Linked DNA regions of Homo sapiens: region 1 is linked to region 2. The links are chromatin loops, found by intact Hi-C in ENCODE. Cell type or tissue: tibial artery. All regions are shown on one strand.

What was found. Peaks named below come from ENCODE experiments on the same cell type or tissue, not always from the same donor. Only the 100,000 strongest peaks of a DNase experiment are listed, where the experiment ranks them.
Region 1: a loop joins it to region 2, with 8 times the contacts of the local background. A loop is called at or near these places in 65 of 110 quality-filtered maps.

The regions. Positions count from the first base shown.
Region 1 is chr1:25,518,407-25,523,406 of GRCh38, reverse strand. No RefSeq gene overlaps it. Among named protein-coding and RNA genes, the nearest start is that of LDLRAP1, 23 kb to the left of the region's middle. RefSeq lists enhancers at 4,144-4,738, 4,907-5,000. In tibial artery, a CTCF peak has its summit at 2,744 (motif pointing right); no DNase peak of the experiment used is centred here; H3K27ac peaks cover 445 bases.
Region 2 is chr1:25,399,482-25,404,481 of GRCh38, reverse strand. It overlaps RHCE (Rh blood group CcEe antigens), which reads left to right. Exons shown (of 10, transcript NM_020485.8): 3 at 1,736-1,886. It also overlaps the pseudogene SDHDP7. Among named protein-coding and RNA genes, the nearest start is that of RHCE, 19 kb to the left of the region's middle. In tibial artery, no CTCF peak of the experiment used is centred here; no DNase peak of the experiment used is centred here.

The sequences.
Region 1 (5,000 bases), 120 kb before region 2:
TCTGTGTGCTTTGGTGAGTTGCCTCGCCCTGCTAGCTTTACTTTCCATTTCCACACCTGTAAAGTGGAGTAACAATGGCACCCGCCTCATGGGAAGGATGTGGCGAGGATTTGGTGATGGATCATGTTCATCATGCTCAGCTTAGAGCCTGGCACGTGGGACACTTATTAATTGGCAGCAGAGATGATGACAGGGGGCCCTACTCTGTCCAGGGTGCTGTGCCGAGTGCTTTTCATGGATTATCTGATTTAAACTTCATAACCACCCAGAGGCGGTGGGACTGTGATTGGCCCCCCTCTTACAGGTAAGGAAGCCAACTCAGAGGGGTGAAGTCTCTGACCCAAGGTCACACAGCTGCTGGATGGCAGAAGTGGGATTTGAATCTAGGTCTCTGCCTTAGAAGCCTGATTCGCAAAAACCCCTCACCCTTCTTCTTACCACCCCGTACCCTCATATATGAGGTTAATAACTCACTATGGTTCATCTCTCTGGTCCTTTAAGAAATACTTCTGGGTGAGGCTTTACTGGAGGCTCAGAGAGGGCAAGGGACTGGCCTGGGGCTGCAGAGCTAAATGGTGGCAGAGCTGGTCCTAGGACCCAGGCCCTCTGGCTCTCTGGCCAGGCCTCATGCCCACCCATAAGAGATCATTCAGGACCCTGGATGTCATTTCCATCTCTGCTCTGCTCTCTCGAGGTGGGGCTCTGATCTCCCATCCCTGTCCCCGCCTCACTCCTTTGTAGAAAGGTTCCAGGCCCCATGGGAGCTTCTGGGCTTTTCTTCCTAAGGCCACTGAACTGTGGGATTGAAGCCTCATTCTTTTCTCTTCCATCGATAGGTAATTTGCCTGGAACATGTTGAGCACTTTAAAAATTTGGTCACATTGCAGTGTCTGGGTTACCATGGTGACCTCACTTTGAATTTGCTTCCCAGGGGAGGCTGGTAATAATTAATACAGCACTTAGTGCTGGCTGCCCGCAGAGTGTGGGGGAGGATTCTGGAGTCCCCTGGGATCCGCTTCCCTAGGGGGAGCACTGCTTCCTCCTCTGAGCAGGATCCTGGGGTTCTCCAAGGAGAAAGTGGGTGGGGGGAGAGGACCTGCCCACCCTGCCCACCCCTTCGGCAGGCCCAGCAGCCATGCTGTCAGAGCTGGTCTATATCGGGATGGGGAATTCAGGGCTCAAGGGAGAGTGTGTGACTTGACCAAGGCCACACAAGATCCAGACAGCATCACCATTGGGTGGAAAGCTGATTTCCTAAGCTTTAGGACAGAGCTCCAGTGATTGCCAAGTTTGAGGAAGCCCAGCTCCAAAACTTCTCCCCTTCCAGAATGCCTGGAACACAGTGCAAATGCCCCAAGCTGGGGGTGGAGTGGGGAGGTCAGGGTGGGTGGGAGGCAGTCATGGCCCATTCAATGCGAAGTGGGTTCTCAGATGACCCAGGGTGTTGGGGACCAGGCTCAGAGGAACTTTGGCGGAGGGAACTGGAGAGGTTGGGATGGGGAGAGGAGCCTGAGAGGGAGGTCCTACAGGACAGGCCTTAGACATTTCCGGCAAAGGGTGGAAGAGCAGTGAAGGGGCATTCTGCTTCTCATGATCTTCTCCATTCCTCTCCTCCCCAGCATTTCTTGGTCTCCACCCACGCCAGTTCTTGTAGAAAGAAGAGTAGAAGGACGTGTAACAGAAAGAAGAAGAAATCTCTGTTAGGGCTGAGTGCAGTGGCTCATGCCTATAATCCCAGCATTTTGGGAGGCTGAGGCAGGAGCATCTCTTGAGCCCAGGAGTTGGAGAGCTGCCTGGGCAACATAGTGAGACCCCATCTCTAAAACAAAAAACAAATTAGCCAGGCATGGTGGTATGTGCCTGTAGTCTCAGCTACTTGGGAGGCTGAGGCAGGAGGATTGCTTGAGCAGAGGAGAAAGAGGCTGGGTGACAGAGTGAAAATGTCTCAAAAAAAAAAAAAAAAAAATCCAGGCTGGGGATGGTAGCTCACGCTGTAATCCCAGCACTTTGGGAGGCCGAGGCAGGTGGAACACCTGAGGTCAGGAGTTCGAGACCAGCCTGGCCAACGTGGTGAAACCCTGTCGCTACTAAAAACACAAAAATTAGCCAGGTGTGGTGGCACATGACTATAGTTCCAGCTACTCGGGGGGCTGAGGCAGGAGAATCGCTTGAACCTGGGTGGTGGAGGTTGCAGTGAGCCAAGATTGTACTCTAGCCTGGGTGACAAGAGTGAAATTCCATCTCAAAAAAAGAAAAGAAAAAGAAATCCAGACTGCATCCCACTTTTTCCAGATGGGGAAAGTGAAGCTCAGAGAGGCCTTAGAGATGTAGAGAGACCACAGCCAATAAGTGGTCAGCTGGAGATTCAAACCCACATCAGTGCATGTAGCATCTGCACTCTTAACCTTTACCCTCGGGCAGGGTTCTCTCCCTGATCCACATTCCCCTTGGGGCCTGAGCCGAGGGCTTGGGGAGTTTAGCTCTGATGTAGAGTTGGAGGGCAGGATGGGCCTGAGGCAGGAGATGGGGAGGAAAACTAGGCTGGCTTCTCTGCTGGAAACTGGAGCAGGTGTGGCTGAATCAAAAATGCTGGAAGCTTGGGAGCTCCAACCATGGAAGTGGGTTTTAGTAGAGGGTTGGGGAGAAGGGGAAAGGGGAAAATGGCTTTGGTATCTTTGCTCACGTCCAAAAACAACTGAGTTTGTGGTGTACCCTTGGTCTCAAAGGAAAACAAACCTGTGACTTTAGTATGCTGCCACCAGGTGGCGGTGTAATGTGGCTACTCATATCACAGATTCACCTCTATTAAAATAAATTGCACTCATTTTTCAAAAGGATAAAAGTCTTTAAAGAATTAGATTTATATATTATTTCACTTGATTCTTAAAAACTAAGGTAACATTTTAGGGGAAAATGCCTGAGATATAGTTTGGTTCATTCTTCCCTGATCCTTAACTTTCATCTACCTACCCTAAGCCTGGGCTTTCTGGTGATCTGTCTGTATGGTCCTAGTCAACAGCCAGTGAAGCCCACCCCAAAAGTTTTCATGCCAACTCGAGAAGCCAGAAAGAGCAAGGGACACAGTCAGCTCTCATCCTTCCCCTCAATTAGCCCAATTCTGGAGATAGCTGCCCACCACCCCTAGGCTGCCTAACTTCTACATAGACTTTACATATATTGTGGCTCTCCTCCCACTGGGTTTTAATTCCGTTTTTTTTTTTTTTTTTGAGACGGAGTCTTGCTCTGTTGCCCAGGCTGGAGTGCAGTGGGTTATCTCGGCTCTCGGCTCATTGCAACCTCCACCTCCGTGTTCAAGTGATTCTCGTGCCTCAGCCTCCCAAGTAGCTAAGACTACTGGCGCACACCACCATGCCCGGCTAATTTTTGTATTTTTAGTAGAGACGGGGTTTCACCATCTTGGCCAGGCTGGTCTCGAACTCCTGATCTCAAGAGATCTGCCTGCCTCAGCCTCCCAAAGTGCTGGGAATACAGGCATGAGCCACTGTGCCAGGCCTGGGTTTTAACATGACTGTCCGCCACACCAGAAGGTTAGTCCCTCCAAGCAGAGACCATGACTCATTCATCTGCTACTGTTCTAGGTCTTAACCACAATGGCCGGCACATGGGCGATGATCAGCAGTTGGTTGAATGAATAAATGAATTGCTATTTCACAGCTGAGGAAACTAAAGTTCCTGGAGAGAAATAATACCAATAATAATAATAATAATAATAATTGGCATTTGCTATGTACCTACTATGTCCCAGACATATATTAACTCTAGTTTCCACAACAATTCTAGGATACCATTATTATGCACATTATGCAGATGAGGGGACTGAGGCTGAGAGACATTTGAGATGGGGGAGGGAGCAACTGAAGGGGACCCAAGTCCAGTTCAGTAGCTCATTTGGGAGAGGAAGTTGAGGGCAGGCATCACTCATCCTGCTGTTCATTTATTCAGGACAAGTTTACTGCAGTTAGATGTCCCTGCTAGGCCTGTGGTGGGTGAGCACACAGAAGGGATGAGTGCTCATCACTCTGGCTGAGGCAGGAGGCAGCCTGAGTCCAAACCTCAGTGCCTTGGGCCAGGCCTGGTAGCTCACGCCTAGCAGTGCTTTGGGAGGCCGAGGCAAGGGGATCACTTGAGCTCAGGAGTTATGAGACCAGCCTGGATAACATAGCGAAACTCTGGCTCTCCAAAAATAAAAAAGTTAAAAATTAGCCAGTCGTGGTGGTCCATGCCTGTAGTCCTAACTACTCAGGAAGCTGAGATGAGTGGATGGCTTGAGCCCTGGAGTTGAAGACTACAGTGAGCTATGATCATGCCACCACCCTCCAGCCTGAAAGGTGACAGAGCGAGACTCTGACCCTAAAAAAATAAAAAACGGGCCAGGCGCGGTGGCTCACGACTGTAATCCCAGCACTTTGGGAGGCCGAGGCAGGTGGATCACGAGGTCAGGAGTTCAAGACCAGCCTGGCCAAGATGGTGAAACCCCGTCTCTACTAAAAATACAAAAATTAGCTGGGTGTGCTGGCAGGTGCCTGTAATCCCAGCTACTCGGGAGGCTAAGGCAGGAGAATTGCTTGAACCCAGGCAGCAGAGGTTGCAGTGAGCCGAGATCGCGCCACTGCACTCCAGCCTGGGAGACAGACTGAGACTCTGTCTTAAAAAAATAAAAATAAACAAAATAAAAATAAAAAAACACTGTAATCCCAGCACTTTGGGAGGCTGAGGCAGGTGAATCGTGTGAGGTCAGGAGTTTGAGACCAGCCTGGCTGACATGGTGAAACCACGTCTCTACTAAAAATACAAAAATTAGCCAGGCGTGGTGGTGGGAGCCTGTAATCCCAGCTACTCAGGAGGCTGAGGCAGGAGAATCACTTGAACCCTGGAGGCGGAGGTTGCAGTGAGCCGAGATGGCGCCATTGCATTCCAGCCTGGGCGACAGAGGAAGACTCCGTCTCAATAAATACATATAAATACATAAATTAAAAACA
Region 2 (5,000 bases):
CTTATTCTAAATTCCTGGTCCCTGTAAGACTCCTTCCCCATGCCCTTGCCCTTTTATGACCTTCCCCTAAAGTCCTTGAGGCTTAAGCGGGCATAGTCTGCAGCAAACACTGGGGAAGCTGAGTCCAGACTTCAGAGCACAGGCTTTGGATCTAGGCCAGCTGGATTTGAACCTCACATTTGTGATCAGCTGGCATGACTGTTTCCAAAAAGTCCATTTTAATCCTCTACGTGACCCTCTGTAAAATGGGGATACTGAACGGTGAGCTAGCACGATTTTACAGAGAGTGAATTTTTTTTTTTTTTTTTTTTTGTGAGACAGAGTCTTACTCTGTCGCCCAGGCTGGAGTGCAGTGGTGCAATCTCGGCTGACTGCAACCTCTGCCTCCCGGGTTCAAGCGACTGCCATGCCTCAGCCTCGAGAGTGGCTGGGATTACAAGCATGCACCACCATGCCCGGGTAATTTTTGTATTTTTAGTTGAGACAGAGTTTCACCATGTTGGCCAGGCCACTCTTGAACCCCTGGCCTCAAGTGATCCACCTGCCTTGGCCTCCCAAAGTGCTGGGAGTACAGGCATGAGCCACTGCGCCCAGCCTTATAGGGTTAAAATTTAAAAGAGGTGATGCTGTTACAAGCCTGTTTTACAAAATGCTCTTATAATAAATCATTATCATCACTGTTGCTGTGGTTGTAGCATCATCATCATTAACTCCCAGAGGGAGGAGGGAGTCTCAGAGCAAGCTGCTCAGGGGAGACTGGATGTCCATGGATTGTCCAGCTCAGTACCACTTCCTCCAGGAAGTCCTCCCTGATAAGTCCAGTCAGCATCACCCTCTCCTTCCAATGAACCCCACTAGCCTTGTGATATCACAGATATTCTTAGTTGACAGGCTCATGGTGTATGTAGCCTGTCTAGATCATAAGTACATTTTTTTTTTTTTTGGATCATAAGAACCTTCAAGACCAAAATAATTTTCTCCTCCTGAGCATGCTCATTGGTCAAGGGAAGGAAGGAATCGTAATAGTGTTAATAAGGCTAGTGTCTTTTCAGGAGTTGGTTCTTTGTGCCAGTCTTGGTGCTAGACACACCGATAGGAAGAATACTCCTTCACATCCCCAGGACACCAACATGGGATACGTTTGATCATCATTCTTAATTTGCAGAAGGAGAAATAGGCTCAGTGAGATGAAATAGCCACTCCAGTGGCAAGGCTGGGACTGGAAGCCGGGCTTGTCCTGATTCCAAATCCAGTTTCTTTCCACTGCCACGGAGAGGGAGAGAAGGGACAGTGGCCCCAGATGAGGATGGGGTGACTGGATGTGGGCAGGCCTGCGGGGGAAGAGTGCCCTCTGTTGAGCATCCGAATGATGGCAGCAGAAAAGAAGACTGGGCAGAATCCCAGTTATCAGATCCCCTGAGGGAACAGTCACCCCGATCACCCTCAGTCAGATGAGTGTGTGTAGATCAATGCCTCATAGATGAAGGCACTGAGGCACAGAGTGGTTAAGTCATCTGCCAGACCACATGGCTCAGGGTGCAGAGGCCACCTTAACGGGAGAAGAGATGGTCACTCCACTCTGCAGCATCAGCGCCCAGGTGGGTAGAAATCTTGTCTTCTATTTCCACAGAAAGTAAGGTGCCCAACAGTGTTTGTTGAATGAATGAATGAATGAATGAATGAGTGAGAGGCATCCTTCCTTCTCAGTCATCCTGGCTCTCCTTCTCACCCCCAGTATTCGGCTGGCCACCATGAGTGCTATGTCGGTGCTGATCTCAGCGGGTGCTGTCTTGGGGAAGGTCAACTTGGCGCAGTTGGTGGTGATGGTGCTGGTGGAGGTGACAGCTTTAGGCACCCTGAGGATGGTCATCAGTAATATCTTCAACGTGAGTCATGGTGCTGGGAGGAGGGACCTGGGAGAAAAGGGCCAAAAGCTCCATTTGGTGGGGCTTCCGGGGTTTTGAAAAATAAAGACAACCTGTAATCCCAGCTACTTGGGAGGTTGAGGAGGGAAGATCACTTGAGGCCAGGAGTTTGAGACCCGCCTGGGCATCATAGCAAGATCCTCATCTCTAAAAAGTAATTTTTTCTAAATTATCCAGTTGTGGTGGCATGCACCTGTAGTGTCAGTTACTCAGGAGGCTGAGGTGTGAGTTGGAAGGATTGCTTGAGCCCAGGAGTTAGAGATGAACCTGGGCAATATAGCAAGACCTCATCTCTAAATAAATAGGTAGGTGGATAGATAGATAGATAGATAGATAGATAGATAGATAGACAGACAGACAGACAGACAGACAGACAGACAGGCTGGGTACAGTGGCTCACACCTGTAATCCCAGCACTTTGGGAGGCCAAGGAGGGCAGATCACCTGAGGTCAGGAGTTCAAGACCAGCCTGGTCAACATGGGGGAACCTCATCTCTACTAAAAATACAAAATTTAGCTGCGCATGGTGGCAGGTGCCTGTAATCCCAGCTACTCAGGAGGCTGAGGCAAGAGAATCGCTTGAACCCGGAGGGTGGAGGTTGCAGTGAACTGAGATCGCGCCATTGCACTGCAGCCTGGGGGACAAGAGCAAGACTTCATCTCCAATAAAAAAAAAAGAAAAAAGAAAAGAAAAGATTGATAGATAGATAGATACCCAAATGAGGTTACAAAAGTGTGGTCTGTGCAAATGTTTAAACACAACAAACCAGTGCCTTTAACTACTACAGTATAATCCTGTAGGATTGTGCTATTCATGATGTAATTATGGTTGTATAAAAGTAATTAATTCTCAGAGCCTCACCAGCAGTGGGTCCAGCAAGTTTGTACAGCCAGCATCTTCTTTCAGTCAGTGCGTGTCAGTAACTGCACATGTCCTCTCATTGGGAGAGCCTGTCGAAAGTCTAAGTTTGAAGGCAGCTGTGAAGGTAAGGCCAATCCAAATGGCTCTCCCAGCTCCTCTGCTGTAACCCTGACCCTGAGTGAGGACATAGCCAACCTTCCCATCTCATAGGTGAGAAGGCTGATGCCTGGAGAGGGGAAGGGACTGCCCAAGATCACATAGCAAGATAGTGGCAGAACCCAAGCGAGAACCCACAGTTCCAGCCTGGCTTAGAAGAAAGTGCACTGGACTTGGAGTCAAAGGCTGGGGTGTGCATCCCAGCTCTGCCATAAATCCCTGTGTGACTCTGGGCAATTTAACCTCTTAGAGCTTTAGTTTCTTCGTCTGTAATATGAGGGTAGCAGTACTACCACATAGGGTTTTGAGGGAGTAATTGAATTAATCACATGAAATGATGCACGTTTACAAAAAAAAGCATGAAGCCCCTTTACTGTGCCTCAGTATCCCAAAGGACTTTGGATTTACTCTGAGAAATACAGGGAGAACTAGGGAGTGTTGGGCAGAGGAGAGCTATGATCTGACTTATGTTTTAAGATACTCTGGCTTCTGGGTTCAGAAAAGACTGAAGGGGCAAGAGAGGAAGCAGGTGGAGACCAGAGCAGCAGTGATGGCCATCATCCAGACTCAGACTAGGACAATAGCTGTGAGGGTGGTGGGAAGTGATTGGATCCTGACTATATTTTAATAGCAGAATTGACAGGATTTGCTGATAGACTGCACGTGGGGTGGGAGAGGGTCAAGATGACTTCAAGGTTCTCATCTGGCACAACTCAGCAGCTGCTGGTGCCATTTACTGAGATGGGGAACATTGGGGTGGGATAGATCTGGGAGGGAAAACCCAGAGTTCAGTGTCGAATGTGGTAGCGTTAGGGTTAAGGTTGGGGCGGGTAGAGATGTGTATGAAACATCCCAGTGGAGACACTGAATGGAGATGTACAAGTCTGAAGCTTAGTGGAAAGGTTAGGGCTAGGGATATAAATTTGGGAGTTGTTACAATACAGATGGTGTTTAAAGCCATGAGACCCAAGGAGATCACTCAGGAGTGAGGATAAAGAGAGATGGGAAGAAGTCTGAGGACTGAGTCCTAGAACACCCTGCATTTTAGAGGGGGGACATGTGTAAGAGCCAGCAAAGGAGACAGAATTGTGCTTGGAGAGGCAGGAGGAAGCCCAGGAGAGCGTGAGGTCCTGGAAGGCAAGGAAAGAGAGGGCCCCAGGTGGGCTGAATGCTGCTGAGAGGTCAAGTCGGATGAGGGCTGGGAAGTAGCCATTGGATTTGACAAGGAGACCTTGGCATGCATGGTTGTAGAGGAGGATGAAGGCAAAAGCCTGGCTTGACTGATTCAAGAGCAGGAGATGAGAAAGTGGAGACAGCATGCAGGGGCAGCCCTGCCAAGGACTTTGCTCTAAAGGGGAACAGAGAAATGGAGGAGAAGCAGGAGGGCAATAATCCGATAGAGAGGAAAAATCTGATGATACAGAAGAGAGATGAACTGCAAGAGTCAAGCCTTTGAGTTGGAAAGCAGGAGTGGGATTTTGAGCACTGATACCTTTAGGCCGATGCAGGGACAGTTCATCTTTTTTAAAATTATTATTATTATACAACATTTTATTTAAAAATTTATTTTCACAGAATACATTTTCACATTAGAGATTCCCATTGTGCGAAAATAACAATTTATTACTTATAGTTTTATATTTGTGGACAGATTGTTTTAGAACAAGTAGAATACATTTGAGAATTAAATCTCAGTTTACAATGGGTAATATTTTGATACGTCTATGGGGAAACTTGCCCTTAAATGGAACTTCTGTATCTTCAGAAGCACTCCAAGCGTTTCTTCCTAGGATTTAGAAATTTATAATATGAGATATCAGCATTTCCTAATTTTAAAATTTCCCTAGTATATGTAACCATCGGTAGGTGGTATCTACCGACTAGAGAGGGAAGTTTTTGAAAATTAAACACTGTCTAATTTTCTGCAAAGTTTTTATTCATGAATTAAGAGTATTTCCCTTAGTCCATTATTCCCAAGGCAAATATGGAAGTTTGATCATATGCTAATCATACTAAAGCTGGATTCTCTTTAAGAGATTGAGAAATTAAAAGGCAAA